2 separate regions of the Homo sapiens genome follow, and region 1 is linked to region 2. The links are chromatin contacts, found by Hi-C or POLR2A ChIA-PET in ENCODE. All regions are on one chromosome and are shown on one strand. The core of a region is the stretch at or near the end of the contact, and the rest is flanking DNA. Distances in the headings are between cores, read along the strand shown. Region 1 overlaps RAB31 (RAB31, member RAS oncogene family). Region 2 overlaps RAB31 (RAB31, member RAS oncogene family).

What was found. A loop is a pair of places that touch in the nucleus more often than their neighbours do. ChIA-PET counts read pairs that join two places held with the same protein, here RNA polymerase II (POLR2A). Pooled maps may share reads with other maps.
Region 1: a loop to region 2 is called in a map of CD14-positive monocyte, with 2.9 times the contacts of the local background. The contact joins two enhancer-like sites. A Hi-C loop is called at or near these places in 2 of 168 maps with a recorded cell type or tissue (CD14-positive monocyte and IMR-90) and 2 of 50 pooled maps. POLR2A ChIA-PET finds 5 or more read pairs at or near these places in 4 of 52 experiments (AG04449, AG04450, H1 and 1 more).

The regions. Positions count from the first base shown.
Region 1 is chr18:9,775,639-9,782,702 of GRCh38, reverse strand. The region is part of intron 2 of RAB31 (RAB31, member RAS oncogene family); the gene reads right to left. Among named protein-coding and RNA genes, the nearest start is that of RAB31, 71 kb to the right of the region's middle. Within about 2 kb of position 2,927, at least 2 of the 41 ENCODE cell types and tissues checked have a DNase peak (open chromatin) inside an H3K27ac peak, as active enhancers do; they include CD14-positive monocyte, where a contact is called at or near this core.
Region 2 is chr18:9,738,222-9,744,905 of GRCh38, reverse strand. The region is part of intron 1 of RAB31 (RAB31, member RAS oncogene family); the gene reads right to left. Among named protein-coding and RNA genes, the nearest start is that of RAB31, 33 kb to the right of the region's middle. RefSeq lists an enhancer at 1,080-1,374. Within about 2 kb of position 1,250, at least 16 of the 41 ENCODE cell types and tissues checked have a DNase peak (open chromatin) inside an H3K27ac peak, as active enhancers do; they include CD14-positive monocyte, where a contact is called at or near this core.

The DNA.
Region 1 (7,064 bases), core at 1,678-4,177, 36 kb before region 2:
AAATAAGAACCTCAGGCATCTTTTCTTCTGTGTAGATTACCCTCCAAACTGGTGGAGGAGGCGCACTGGCCCTGATAAACTGACTTCATTATCTGTGGAAACCAAAATCTGGCAGAGAAGTTACACAATTTCCTTACAAAAGTTGAAATAAAAAGGGAGACACACACATACACACACACTCAAGATGTTAATGCAATCTGCTTGAATAGCAGAGCCAAGGTTTTTCAGTGTGAGTCAGAGAGGCCATAAGAGTTAACTCTTTTAATGCTGAAGCAATGGCATTTTACAGCCCATGGCATTGTACCAATGGTCGTGTGATTCCAGTGGGAAGAACAAGGGTGGGCTTTGAGAGTGGACTCACTGGTGTGAGCCATGAGTGGGCTGCTCACGGGCTGTGTGCACCTAGGCAAGTCCCCTAACCGCCCTGGGCCTGGGGGTGGCCAGCAGGGTTACCGCCAAGAAGGCAGTGCCAGGGCCAGGAACTGAAATGTCTAGGGACCAGGCAGGACATATAAATGAGTGAAGCAGGCTAGGTGTGAACGTTTATACTGATGAACATAATAGTAACAATACCTAGCGGGAATGGCATGAAGCCGGGAGGCCTGGCCACCCATGCGGAGTGGCACCGGCTGGCTCCCACCACATGGGAATGGGCACCAGGGCTCCAAACCCACTGATTTTTCAAGAGAAACCAGGAATGCAAGTTTATTACGTGCCAGTCTCCTGATTCTCTATTGGCTTAAAGTCTTTACAGCACTGTGAAGGCTGAACAAAACAAATATATTAATATAAGCCAGTTCCTCAGCCCACCGAACCTACCAGCTTTTGGGAAAGCACTCAAACGTTTTAAAAGTGTTCCATTTATGCCACCTTCCAGGAAAACTGCATGTGTCACTTAGAAAGTGTTCCCACTAGCTTTATTTTTCTGCAACTGGTGTTTGAAAACATTTTCTCAAAATTCCAGAGGGAAAATTTTCATCAATTTTTAAATCAAGAAGTTAAATTATATCAAGAAGACAATACATAAGGGTGGAGGGGCTGAGCCTAACATTGACTCCAGAGGAAAAGCAAGGGACGAGGTAGAAAGCGAACAGGGCTGGGCGCGGTGGCTCACGCCTGTAAACTCCTTTGGGAGGCCAAGGCGGGCAGATCAGCTGAGGTAAGGAGCTCGAGACCAGCCTGGCCAACATGGTGAAACCCTGTCTCTACTAAAAATACATCAGCCAGGCGTGGAGGCGAGTGCCTGTAATCCCAGCTACTTGGGAGGCTGAGGCATGAGAATTGCTTGAACCTGGGAGGTAAAGGTTGCAGTGAGCCAAGATCGCGTCACTGTGCTCCAGCATGGGCAACAGAGAAGACTCTGTCTCAAATAAAAAAAAAGAAAAAAGAACAGCACACAATACCATGCTGCCATCATGTAAAATTGTTTTAACAAAGAAACATTAAGCTACGAGAAAATGCGAACATTTGAAGTTAGAGGAAAAGAATAGAATTCAAAATCATACAAACTTTTACAATTTTATAAAGTTAAAAATTGTACAAAAAAAAATACCTAAAGCTGGTACAGAGATAACCTTTCCGAAAAACAATTTGGTAATATCCATTGAGAGCCTTAAATAGATTTTTATTCTTGGACTAAATTATTCCATTGCTAAGAGTTTAACCTAAAGAAATAATCAGCAGTATACATGGGTATCTATGCCCAACGAGGTACATCATAACATTATTTATTTATGTTTTGTTTTGTTCTGTTTTGTTTTGTTTTTTGAGACAAGAGTCTCACTCTGTCTGTCACCCAGGCTAGAGTGCAGTGGCACAATCTCGTCTCACTGCAACCTTTGCCTCCCGGGTTCGAGCGATTCTCCTACCTCAGCCTCCCAAGGTAGCTGGGATTACAGGCGTGCACCACCATGCCTGGCTAATTTTGCATTTTTAGTAGAGATGGGGTTTCACCATGTTGGCCAGGCTGGTCTTGAACTCCCGACTTCAGGTGATCCATTTGCCTTGGCCTCCCAAAGTGCTGGGATTACAGGCGTGAGCCACCGTGTCTAGCCTCATAACATTATTTATAAAAGTACAAAAGTGTTTAAACAACCTAAATGCCTGAAGTGAAAAATACAACCATTAAAAATTGTTTTTAAAGACTATTTAATGGCATGAAATTCACAAAATGATGTTGAATAAATAACGCATACACACACTTATACAAGAAAAGGGCTGGAAGAAAATAACAAAATGTTTACAGTAATTACCTCTAAGAGGTAGATTATGGGTTTTTAAAATATTTTTCCTCATGTTTTTTTCATTTTCAGTTGTTTATGATGAGTATATAATACTTTTATAATCAGAAAAAATACTTTCAACATGTTTTTGAAGATTATGTGACACTGTAAAAAATGTTCAAAATATATTAAGTAGAAAACACAGAGTAAAAAAAAACTGTATGTACACTAAGATTCCTAGTTTCATGAATTCTGTGTTCTTTGGGTTTTTTTTAGAGTGAACATGAACTTTTTTTTTTTTTTTTGGAACAGTATTTCACTCTGTTGCCCTGGCTGGAGTAGAGTGGCACAATCATGGCTCACTGCAGCCTCAACCTCCAGGTCTCAGGTGATCCTCCTACCTCAGCCTCCCAAGTAGCTAGGACTCCAGGCACATGCCACTACACCCAGTTAATTTTTGTATTTTTTTGTAGAGACCAAGTTTCGCCCTGTTGCCCAGGCTAGTCTCAAACTCCTGGGCTCAAATGTTCCACCTGCCTCAGCCTCCCACAGTGCTGGGATTATAGGCAGGAGCCACCACGCCCAGTCGAACATGAACTTTTATAATCAAAACAATTAGACTTTAATCTTGTCTGTGTCACAATTAAAGTTGAGTCACCTGTGTAAGCCCTATTGCACAACTGCCTGCTTCTATTGAGGTCCCTTTGGTTGCAAGACTCGGAAACCCAACCAGCTTGGCTTAAGCCCAAAGGAGGGGTGAGGTAAGGGTTGTGACCTTCAGCAAACACAAATACAGGATGCCAGTTCAATTTGAATTTCAGATAAAGAACTAATAAATTTTTAGTATACACATGTCCCAAATATTGCACGGGGCATACTTGTATTATACCCTAATTGCAGCCTGCAACTTAATAACAAGTTAACAGTCATCACTTGGCAGCCTGACTCAGTTTCCCAGAGGCTGGCAACCAGCAGTGAAAAAGAATAAGGAGGACCTAAGTGGACTGGGAATGTATGTTGTGGCTTGTTAGGTAAAGTGTGATACGTTTTCATTTTTAGCTTGTATACCTGCATGTCCACAGAAAGTACTTATAAGAAATATGTTTAACATGCACTTTGGACTCTAAATATTGGTTATGTAAATTGAAGAATACGGGATTGAAGAGCTAGCAAAATCCTCTGACTTCACTTTTTATTTTATATATTTCTACATAGTATAAATTTTTTCATAATTTTAAAAACTAAGACATAATTTTTAAACTAATAACAGTTTTTTAGAGCACTTTTAGTTTACAGGAAAAACTGAGAAGAAAGTGCAGAGAGTTTCCATAGACCGTTGACCCTTGAACATGGGTTTGAATGTCATGGGCCCACTTCTAATTCGATCCCTTCTGCCTCTCCCACGCTCAAGACAGCAAAACCAACCCCTCCTCTTCCTGCTCCTCCTCAGCCTACTCAATGTGAAGACAATGAGGATGAAGACCTTTATGATGGTCCATTTCCACTTAATGAATAGTAAATATATTTTCGCTTCCTTATGATTTTCTTAGTAATATTTTCTTTTATCTAGCTTACTTTATTGTAAGAATACAGTATATAATACACATCACTTACAAAATATTTGTGAATTGACTATGTTCTCCATAAGGCTTCAGGTCAATGGTCAGGTATTAGCAGGTAAATTCTGAGGGAGTCAAAAGTTATATGTGTGGCTGGGCACAGTGGCTCACGCCTATAATCCCAGCACTTTGGGAGGCCAAGGGGGGTGGATCACCTGAGGTCAGGAGTTCAAGACCAGCCTGGCCAACATGGTGAAACCCCGTTCCTACTAAAAATACAAAAATTAGCTGGGCATGGTGGCGTGCAACTGTAATCCCAGCTACTTGGGAGGCTGAGGCAGGAGAATCGCTTGAACTCAGGAGGCGGAGGTTGCAGTGAGCTGAGACCTTGCCACTGCACTCCAGCCTAGGTGACAGAGCAAGACTTTTGAGCCAAGTACCGTCTCAAAAAAACAAAAAGTTATAGGTGGTTTTTCAACCACTCGGGGCTCAGCACCCTTAATCCCCGAGTTGTTCAAGGGTCAATTGTAATACATAAGTTTTTTAAAACTCCAAACCACCGAAATGCATTTACTAGACAAAACACTGTCAACTGTGTTTGTTTCCAAAATGGTAGCAGCAATCCATCCCCGACCCTCCCTCCATGCACACACGGCTCCTGCCACCACAAGGCAGCCTGTGTCTCCCCCTTTAATCTGGGCTGGCACAGCAACTTTCTTTGACCAAGAGATTGTGACCAAAATTACGTAACTACCCTATTTACGATGCCTATACCTATGCTTAACACTTACGCTTGTCATTTTTATGTACTGCCCATAATTTGTGGTATGAGTATGCACTGTCTTTTTACTTTAAAAAAGGTCATTACAGGCCGGGTGCAGTGGCTCACGCCTGTAATCCCAGCACTTTGGGAGGCTGAGGTGGGCAGATCACAAGGTCAAGAGATTGAGACCATCCTGGCCAACATGGTGAAACCCCATCTCTATTAAAAGTATAAAAATTAGCTGGGCATGGTGGCGGGCACCTGTAATCCCAGCTACTCAGGAGGCTGAGGCAGGAGAATCGCTTGAACCCGGGAGGCGGAGGTTGCAGTGAGCCAAGATCACACCATTGCACTCTAGCATGGGCGACAGAGCAAGACGCCGTCTCAAAAAAAAAAAAAAAAAAGGTCATTACAAAAAGATTTTATTTTAAAAAAATTTTTAAACAAAAGTTTAGAAAGTAGAAGGCACAAATCTCTCCTCCATCTTCTGGAACCATACTTCACAGTTAATCACTCTTATCAGTTCTGCTTTTTATTATTAAAACACATACACACACACACAAAGTGAAAAATAAGAGAGAGAGAGAAAAAAGTACATTCAGAGCAGAGTGAAACCAATTTCTTCCATAAAAAGTATACCTATCATACAAGCGCGCCTATGTTGGGAGACAATTCTTTATGGTCTCTCACAACGTGCACATCTTGCAAGTAAACACTTTTTTCCGGATTGTGTTTTCAAGGATGCTTGTACATGTTGAGTATCCCTTATCCAAAATGTTTGGTACCAGAATTATTTTGAATTTTGGATTTATTTATTTATCTATTTACTTATTTGAGATGAAGTCTCGCTCTGTTGCCCAGGCTGGAGTGCAGTGATACAATCTCAGCTCACTGCAACCACCACCTTCTCTTGCCTCAGCCTTCCGAGTAGCTGGGACTATAGGCGCGTGCCACCACATCTGGTTAATTTTTGTATTTTTAGTAGAGAGGGGTTTCACCGTGTTGGCCAGGCTGGTCTTGAACTCCTGACCTCATGTGATCTGCCCACCTAGGCCTCCCAAAGAGCTAGAATTACAGGCGTGAACCACCGCTTCCGGTGGATATATATTTTTTTAAATTTTGCAATAATTGCATTATACTTACCCAGTTGAGCATCCCAAAGCTGAAATTCCAAAATCTGAAATATCCCAATGAGCATTTTGAGTATTACCTTTGAGCGTCATGTTGGCACTCAAAAGTTTCAGATTTGGGAGCATTCTGGATTTCAGGTTTTTGGATTAGGGATGCTCAACCTGCACAGCAAGCATCCTTGGAGGGGAGAGTCTCTCTCTGTAGCTGAGGACAGATGTGCTCACTGCCCCATGTAGAAGACTTGCGTTCCCTCAGCTTGGGGTTCCGCTCCCGTAACACAGCCCCCTGCATGTGAGGTGTCTGACTCTAATGTCACCCTATTTTGTGAATACTCTGGCTATTGCTATTGCCTCTGTCTGTGACTCGGGGGTCTTCTGTCTTCTGCCAGCATCCCTGAAACTGAGTCAGGCTAACAAGTCACAACTGCTAACTTGTTAACAAGTTGCAGGCTGCAATTAGGGTAAAATCTCAGACCTTTCCTAATTCTTGATATTTTCATGAGTATGTTTCTTTAAGTCATTTTTAATCTACAAAATGTGGGTTTTCTCAGCTACACAGTTCCAACTACTGGCCTATCAGCCAAGTACTCTTGAGCATCTATTTATTCCCTGCCATGATTTTTCTCCACTTCTGATACACTCTCCCATTCTCAACAATCCTACAGGTTTCCCAAAACATACAGACAAAGACATACATTGCCTACAAAGACTTGATATCTTCAGGGTGAAAAATAAGCAGAGGCCACGTTCTAAGAATGAAAAAGCAGGCACTTCCCGAACAGCAGAGCCAAAGCACACGCGGCCAAGGAGCCCACTGGAAAGGGGAGATGAACAGGAAAACAATTTTGCATCCCAAGCTCAGGAGAATTTAACAATGCACTTCCACCCCTCCCCACACATGACAGTGGAAATGCTGGCATTAGATAATTCCAGAAAAGGGGCTGGGCGCAGTGACCCATGCCTGTAATCTCAACACTTTGGGAAGCTGAGGCAGGTGGACTGCTTTCAGTCAGAAGTTCAAGACCAGCCTGACCAACATGGTGAAACCCCATCTCTACTAAAAATACAAAAAAATAGCCAGGCATGGTGGTGCGCACCTGTAATCCCAGCTACTCAGGAGGCTGAGGCAGGAGAATCCACCCTGGAGGTGGAGGTTGCAGTGAGCCAAGATCACCCCACTGCACTCCAGCCTGGGCAACGTGACAGAGCAACACTCAGTCTCAAGAAGTAAAAAAAAAGATAATTCCAGAAAAGGAAAGTCAATCTGCTCCACAGACTTTGCAGACAGTGCTGAGGTACGGGTGGATGGCATTTTCAGGGTTTATTAGCAGGCAACTTAAAGCAGAACTATCAGGGGTTTGCTCTGCATATCGTCTTCCAACTGGAAATA
Region 2 (6,684 bases), core at 1-2,500:
CCCTATGTTGTAAAATTGGGTTATTGATTTGAAGTCTTTCTCTTTTTTTAATGTAGGTGTTTATGGCTATAAGTTTCCCTCTGAGCACTGCTCTGAAGTTTTGGAATGTTGTGCTTTTGTCTTCATTCATCTCAAGGTAATTTCCAATTTCCATTGTAATTTCTTCTTTGACTATTGGTTGTTTATGAGTCTACACATTTTTACAATATTAAGAGAAAAACTTCCAATGTCTTAAGCCCTCAGGATTAATTCATTCTGCTTTTTGCATCCAAGTTCCTCTTGTTAGGGCCCATTCTTGTCACTGGTTAACCAGGAAGCACGGTGCCTTTGTTATTTTTAATAGGGACCATAAAATATTACGTTAAAAATAATAATCAAAGGTAAAATCAACTCTCATACAGATACAAAATGAACATGTCAAAGATTTTATTGACTTCACCATTAATTAGGGAATTAATAAGATGTTACAACCAGTTAAAAGGAGAAGTCAGAGAAGCATAAGTATATATGGAGTAAAGGAATGTTGAAATGAATTTACAAATACGAACTTTGCTTTTCCTACGGCTTGGAGGGGGTCATTTTAGCCATGCTAACAGACATTTTTGCATGTCTACAGGCAATAGTTATTTTGCATTGCTACCAATTACCTACAACTTACGGAGGTATGAAATGGATCAAAGGCTACAATCAGATACCTTGGAAGGGTATGCTCTACACAATGCATAGTTTTCCACTGGAAATACTCAGTAATGTTTTCTGCTAATTCCAAATTTCCTCCTACTATGACATGGAAAATAAAAAGAGAAAAACTAAAGGTGTGGATGAGAACAGAAATTCATGGAGGCAACTCCACCGCTAAATAAAAATGCAAACTAAAATGAGGAAAGATTAATGCACCCACTGTGCCCCATGATTAAAGCACCCACTGCGCCTACAGGGTCATATAGAGGAGGTAAGTGGAGCCTGGGACCACAGAAGATGGGTGAGGGGATGACAGTGAAGTGAGTCAGCTGCCCATCTTCCCAACAGGCACAGACCGCACCCGGGAGTCCACAGTTAGATCTGTCTGCAAACTGAGACCAACAATCAAAAGACAGAGGTCCTGGAGGTGCCAAAGGCAGACAAATAAACAGACTTGGCTGCAAGATGGCGAAACATGGTGCTGCGGTGGCTTCAGCCAAGGTCTCCCTGTGGCTTCCCAGAGGGTGGTGGTGACTCAGAGTGTGTCAGGGATGATTAACAACTGGTTTTGCATGTGGCCTGAGAACGCAGATCCCCTGAAGCCCTGGGGCAGGAAGCATATCCGGGAGGGCCGGACCCAGGAGCTTTCCCAAACCCACCCAGCGCCCAACTCCATGTCCATCTGGGAGCTGTGAGAGGGTGGCAGCTCAGGTGCTACCTCCCTAACCAACTAGCCCTCCAGTGAATCAACCCGCCAGGAAATCTAGAAAATAACAGTAACTTTAAATACTTTTCAGATAGGCACTATATAAACATTGAGGTATTATTATTTGAATTAAGGCAATACTTTATTTTCAAGGGATCAAGATGTTTATAATCCAGGTATTACACTATCTGTTTATTTTCAGTAACACACATATTGTTTTATAGCTTTCGAGTACATTTAAGTTATTTGTACATGTGTTAATCATTCTTCCTCAGGTGCTGGTCATGCCTATACAGGGAAGGTGACCAGACAGAACTGAAGAAATAAAAATCAAAAAATTCAAGGAAAATAAATTATTTCAAGCAAAACTATTTCAGTCAAAAGCAGGTCTAGGGGCTGAATTCTTAAAGCTTTGCCGCATGTCCTCATTTCCCTTGGTACAATGGCATTTCAGAGCCTGTTTACACTGCTTTCTAAATGGACAAGTCCAAACCATGTTTGCTACAGTCCGAGAACATCAACATGTTGAAAGACAGCTTTGGTTTTTTAAAATCCTACTGTATTTCATTTGCGACTTTGAAAAACATTCGTGCTTTAGTGGACTGGATTTTTTTTAAAAAGAAGAAGAAGGAAAAGAAGAAGGAAAAAGAGCCAAGTTGTGGCTCCACCCCTCTGCCACTTGCTGCCGTGAGCTTTCCTGTTCCATTTCGCTGGGGAAAAAGCACTCTGCACAGGTCAAGCCAAACTGTCCGGAGAAGGCGTCTGCACTGCTCATGAGTAAAAGAGAAGGATTTCATTCCCTTTCCTTCCCACATCAAAGAGGGCACTCAGGGAGGAAATAAACTGTAATTGGGCATGAGCCAGCAATCAGACAGCCCCCTTCCTCAGCCTTCCCCAACCCTGCCCCTCCAAAATAAAACAAATAGACATTATCCTCATCTACAACATTTATGAATAGAAACATCTTTTATTAGAAAACAAAAAGCCATGAAGAAGAAAACACGTAGAACGTCCCTAGCGTGGAAACAGGCCGAGCCAAGCAGCCCCCACACTCAGGCTGGCGCTGAGAACTGAGGCCCCTTCCTGTCGGCTTGAAGGGGACTTGCTATTCCTCTGTCTCATTAGCATGTCTTTGCTCTTCCGGACCATCCGCCCAGACAAATGGGAGGACTGTTCCTGCCAGGAACTTCCCTGAAGGCCCATCCACTCTTCAGTAGGAAGCAGTAGAAGTTTGCCCCTAGGAGTCTTTGAAGTCCTCGAAACCCTTGCTTGCTGTTTCCACCAACTCTGCGCTGCAATATCGCGATTCTTACCCAACCCTCACCAAGAGCCTGCTTTGAAAGACCGCCTTCAATCACAGTTGCAACTCTCAATCCAGTCTGACCTTGCCTTCCCACTTCGAGCCCTGCCAGTGCTTTGCCGGGTGGTCTTCCCCAAGACAACAGTGACAGTCAACTCAACTCTGTCTTCTCAACGGCCAGTGCTGGGAGGGCTGGGGACAGCGTGAGACAGGACAAAGGGCAGACAGCAGCAGCCCTATGACACCACAGGCCAGGCAGCCACTTTGGGAAGCCACTGACTCACATTTCCTGGCTCCCTCTGGGTCCCTGGGGACCCTGCCACACCAGGAAACCTGGATGAGGCAGTGGATGAGGGGTATGTCCCGCTCATAAAGCAGACAGAGGAACCGCATGGGAAGTGAGGCGAGCATTTCCAAATGAAATCTCCACCCTCAATGGCAGGCCTGGGTTCCTGTGAAAAGTCAACGGCCCCTGAGGGGGCTGCTGGAGCAGCAGGACAGCCTAGCAGTGGCCTCCACCCCTGCCCACAGCCCTGAGATCCAGCCGAGGGCTGCCATGGACATGTACGTGCTGCACACAGGCTGAGAGAGGCTGGCACTGGCGCAGGACAAGTGGTCCTGCTGGCCCCTTCCTCCCAGCACAGAAAGGACTTCCCACTGGACAGATGGTGCGTGGCTGGCAGGAAAGCTCCATCAGCTCTGACTCTGCAACTCCAGCCCTTGTGATCCATCCACGGTGGTATTGTCTTGGTCACTTAGCACTGACACCCAATTCTGAAGTTTGCCACAATCCAGGGGTGCCCAGAGCAGCTGCCTTTTTTTTTTTTTTTTTTTTTTTTTTTGAGACGGAGTTTTACTCTGTTGCCCAGGCTGGAGTGCAGTAGCGTTATCTCGGCTCACTGCAACCTCTGCCCCACCAGGTTCAAGCAATTCTCCTGCCTCAGCCTCCCTAGTAGCTGGGATTATAGGTGCCCGCCACCACACCTGGCTAATTTTTGTGCTTTTAGTGGAGACGGAGTTTCACCATGTTGGCCGGGCTGGTCTCGAACTCCTGACCTCAAGTGATCCGCCCACCTCGGCCTTCCAAAGTGCTGGGATTACAGGCGTGAGCCACCATGCTGGGCCTAGAGTGGCTGCCTATTACACTATGCAGCACACAATGCCCCAACAGGAGTCACCAGCCTCAATGCAGCCCCTGCCAGGGGTTTTCCCAAGTCCAGCATCTTACACAATAGGGTCTTGTTTTAAGAACCCAGAGGCCACTTACTACAAGCAAGGAAGGCATTGCAGTGTGCGCTGCTACTGCTGACATATCAAAGCCCCCTGGAGGCACCTCTGCCATTAGAGACCCCTGTGCAGCAACTTCCATATGTCATTTCCCAAGAAAACCTGTTTTTCTGTTTACCCCCTTTATTCTAGCATTGGTATGATGTGGACAGAAGATGTGTGAGCACAGTATGATCTGCTTCTGGGTAACATTAACCCACCAAAAGAATTTTTTTTTTTGAGACAGAGTCTTACTCTGTTGCCCAGGCTGGAGTGCAGTGGTGCAATCTTGGCTCACTGCAACCTCCACCTCCCAGATTCAAGCAATTCTCCTGCCTCAGCCTCCTGAGTAGCTGGGATTACAGGTGTGCGCCACCACGCCCAGCTAATTTTTGCATTTTTAGTAGAGACAGGGTTTCACCATGTTGCCAGGCTGGTCTCGAACTCCTGACCTCAAGTGATCCACCTTCCTCGGCCTCCCAAAGTGCTGGGATTACAGGCGAGAGCCACCACGTCCAGCCAAAATAATTTTAAATTTTGCATTTGGAGAAGTATAAATAACTTTACTGTAAAGAGGTGTCATCCTGATGCAATAATGCAAATTAAATCAGGCTCTGAGCAAATTAACTTGTTTCACTGGAAGCGTTAGGTAAGTAGATGATTTCTATGATTCATCCTATAGAGGAAGGAACAAAGGAACTTTTACTGAAAACTCATCATATGACTGGCATTATCCTGGATGTTCTCAAAATACTTGTTACAATGACTTTGTGAGACAGTTATCATTACCAGTGAATCGGAATGTCAGAGAGGCTCAACAGCCGAACTGAAGGCCACACAAACAGCAAGTGAGGGAGTCAGGATTCATCCATTAGGCTGGTCTAACTAGAATCATAGAGCTCCTCTCGTCACCCCAGGGTCTGAGGTCAGAATCAGCTCCAAGTTTGCAGATCAAAGCTCTAGCCAAGGAAGACACAACTGGCCTGGCAGTGTCCTCATTGGAAAATAAAAGATGCTTAGGAGAGAAACTGCTGGGGCTCTGTGATACTCACTCTCCCTTTCAACTATTAGAAAAAGAACCCTGAGTTTTAGCTGGGCCCCTGGTTACCCAGCTAACGATGACATTTTCCCATCTTCCTTGCAGTCAGGGGTGGCCATGTGACCAGGTGCTGGCACACAGGACAGGAGAGTATACAATGTGATGACCCCACAAGCCACCAAACAAGCCCTGAACCAGCCACCAGGAGGACTGAAAAAGCTGAAGTCACTATAATCTGGGATCTCCTGTTTCAGCAGCTTAGTCTGTATCCTCATCAATACAGTGTATCTAAGAAACTTAAAAACCTGTGCTTTACTCTCCATAGGCTAAGAATCATCCAGATAGTTTGTTTACTTTTTTTTTTTTTTTAGCACATTACATCTTCCTAAGCAGTAAATTCATCCTGCACCCTGAGTCTGAATTCTTACAAATTCTTTTTTTTGAGACAGAGTCTCCCTCTGTTGCCAAGACTGGAGTGCAGTGGCACAATCTCGGCCCACTGCAAGCTCTGCCTCCCAGGTTCACGCCATTCTCCTGCCTCAGCCTCCTGAGTAGCTGGGACTACAGGTGCTCGCCACCACACCCAGCTAATTTTTTATTTTTAGTAGAGACGGAGTTTCACCGTGTTAGTCAGGATGGTCTCGATCTCCTGACCTCATGATCCGCCTGCCTTGGCCTCCCAAAGTGCTGGGATTACGGGCGTAAGCCACCGTGCCTGGCCAAATTCTTAGAAATTCTAAGGCAATGAAATCCAAATTTACGAGATGTATTTATATAGTATGCAACTATATCATGCATTACAATCCATTTCTTTAAACTCATATTCTTTCCAGTGTTTTTATTTGGAACATGCCACCTGAGTAGAAAAACAAAATGTTTTTTCTCCTAGTCTACTCTCACAACACAAAATGCTTCTGTGACCAAATGTACAGGAGGTTTTCCCCACACACCAAGCAAGCCACTGATTCTTCAGCGGACACCAGCGTTCTCTAGTTCTCTGAGTGTTCTCTAGTTCAACTCAATTGTGAAGCTACCTACCTGGAGATAATGTCAGATCCCACAGCGGGAGGCTGAGTCCTACAAGGCTGCCTCCTCCTACTCCAGAGGCCTAGCACAAGGAGGAAGGTGTCCTGTGCTTCTGATTGATGGGCTGCAAATCAGGGTTCCCATGACCACTTCCTCAGGTTTGATTAATTTGCTAGAGTGGCTCACAGAACCCCGGGAAACACTTACTGACATTCACCAGTTTATTATAAAGGATGTTACACAGGATGCAGATGAAGAGACTTGTAGGGCAAGGCATGTGGGAAGGGGTGTGGGACTTCCATGCCCTCCCCAGTGTGCCCCTGCGCCGCCCTCCAGGAGCCTCCACATGTTCAGCTATCCAGAAGCTCTCCAAACTCACCCTTTTGGGTTTTTATGGAAACTTCATGACGTAGGCATGCCTGATTAAACCAATGGCCACTGGTGATCAACTCAACCTTCCGCCCCTTCCCTTCCCTGGAGGTCCCTTCCCTGGAGATTGGTGGTGGGGCTAAAAGTCCCAACCCTCCCATCTTGCCTTGGTCTTTCCTGTGACCAGCCCCATCCTAAAGCTACCTGGGGGCTGCCAGCTATCAGTCCATCATGAGCAGGCAAAAAATACTCTTTGCTCCAGAGATTCTAAGGGTTTTAGGAAACAGGGATGAAGAC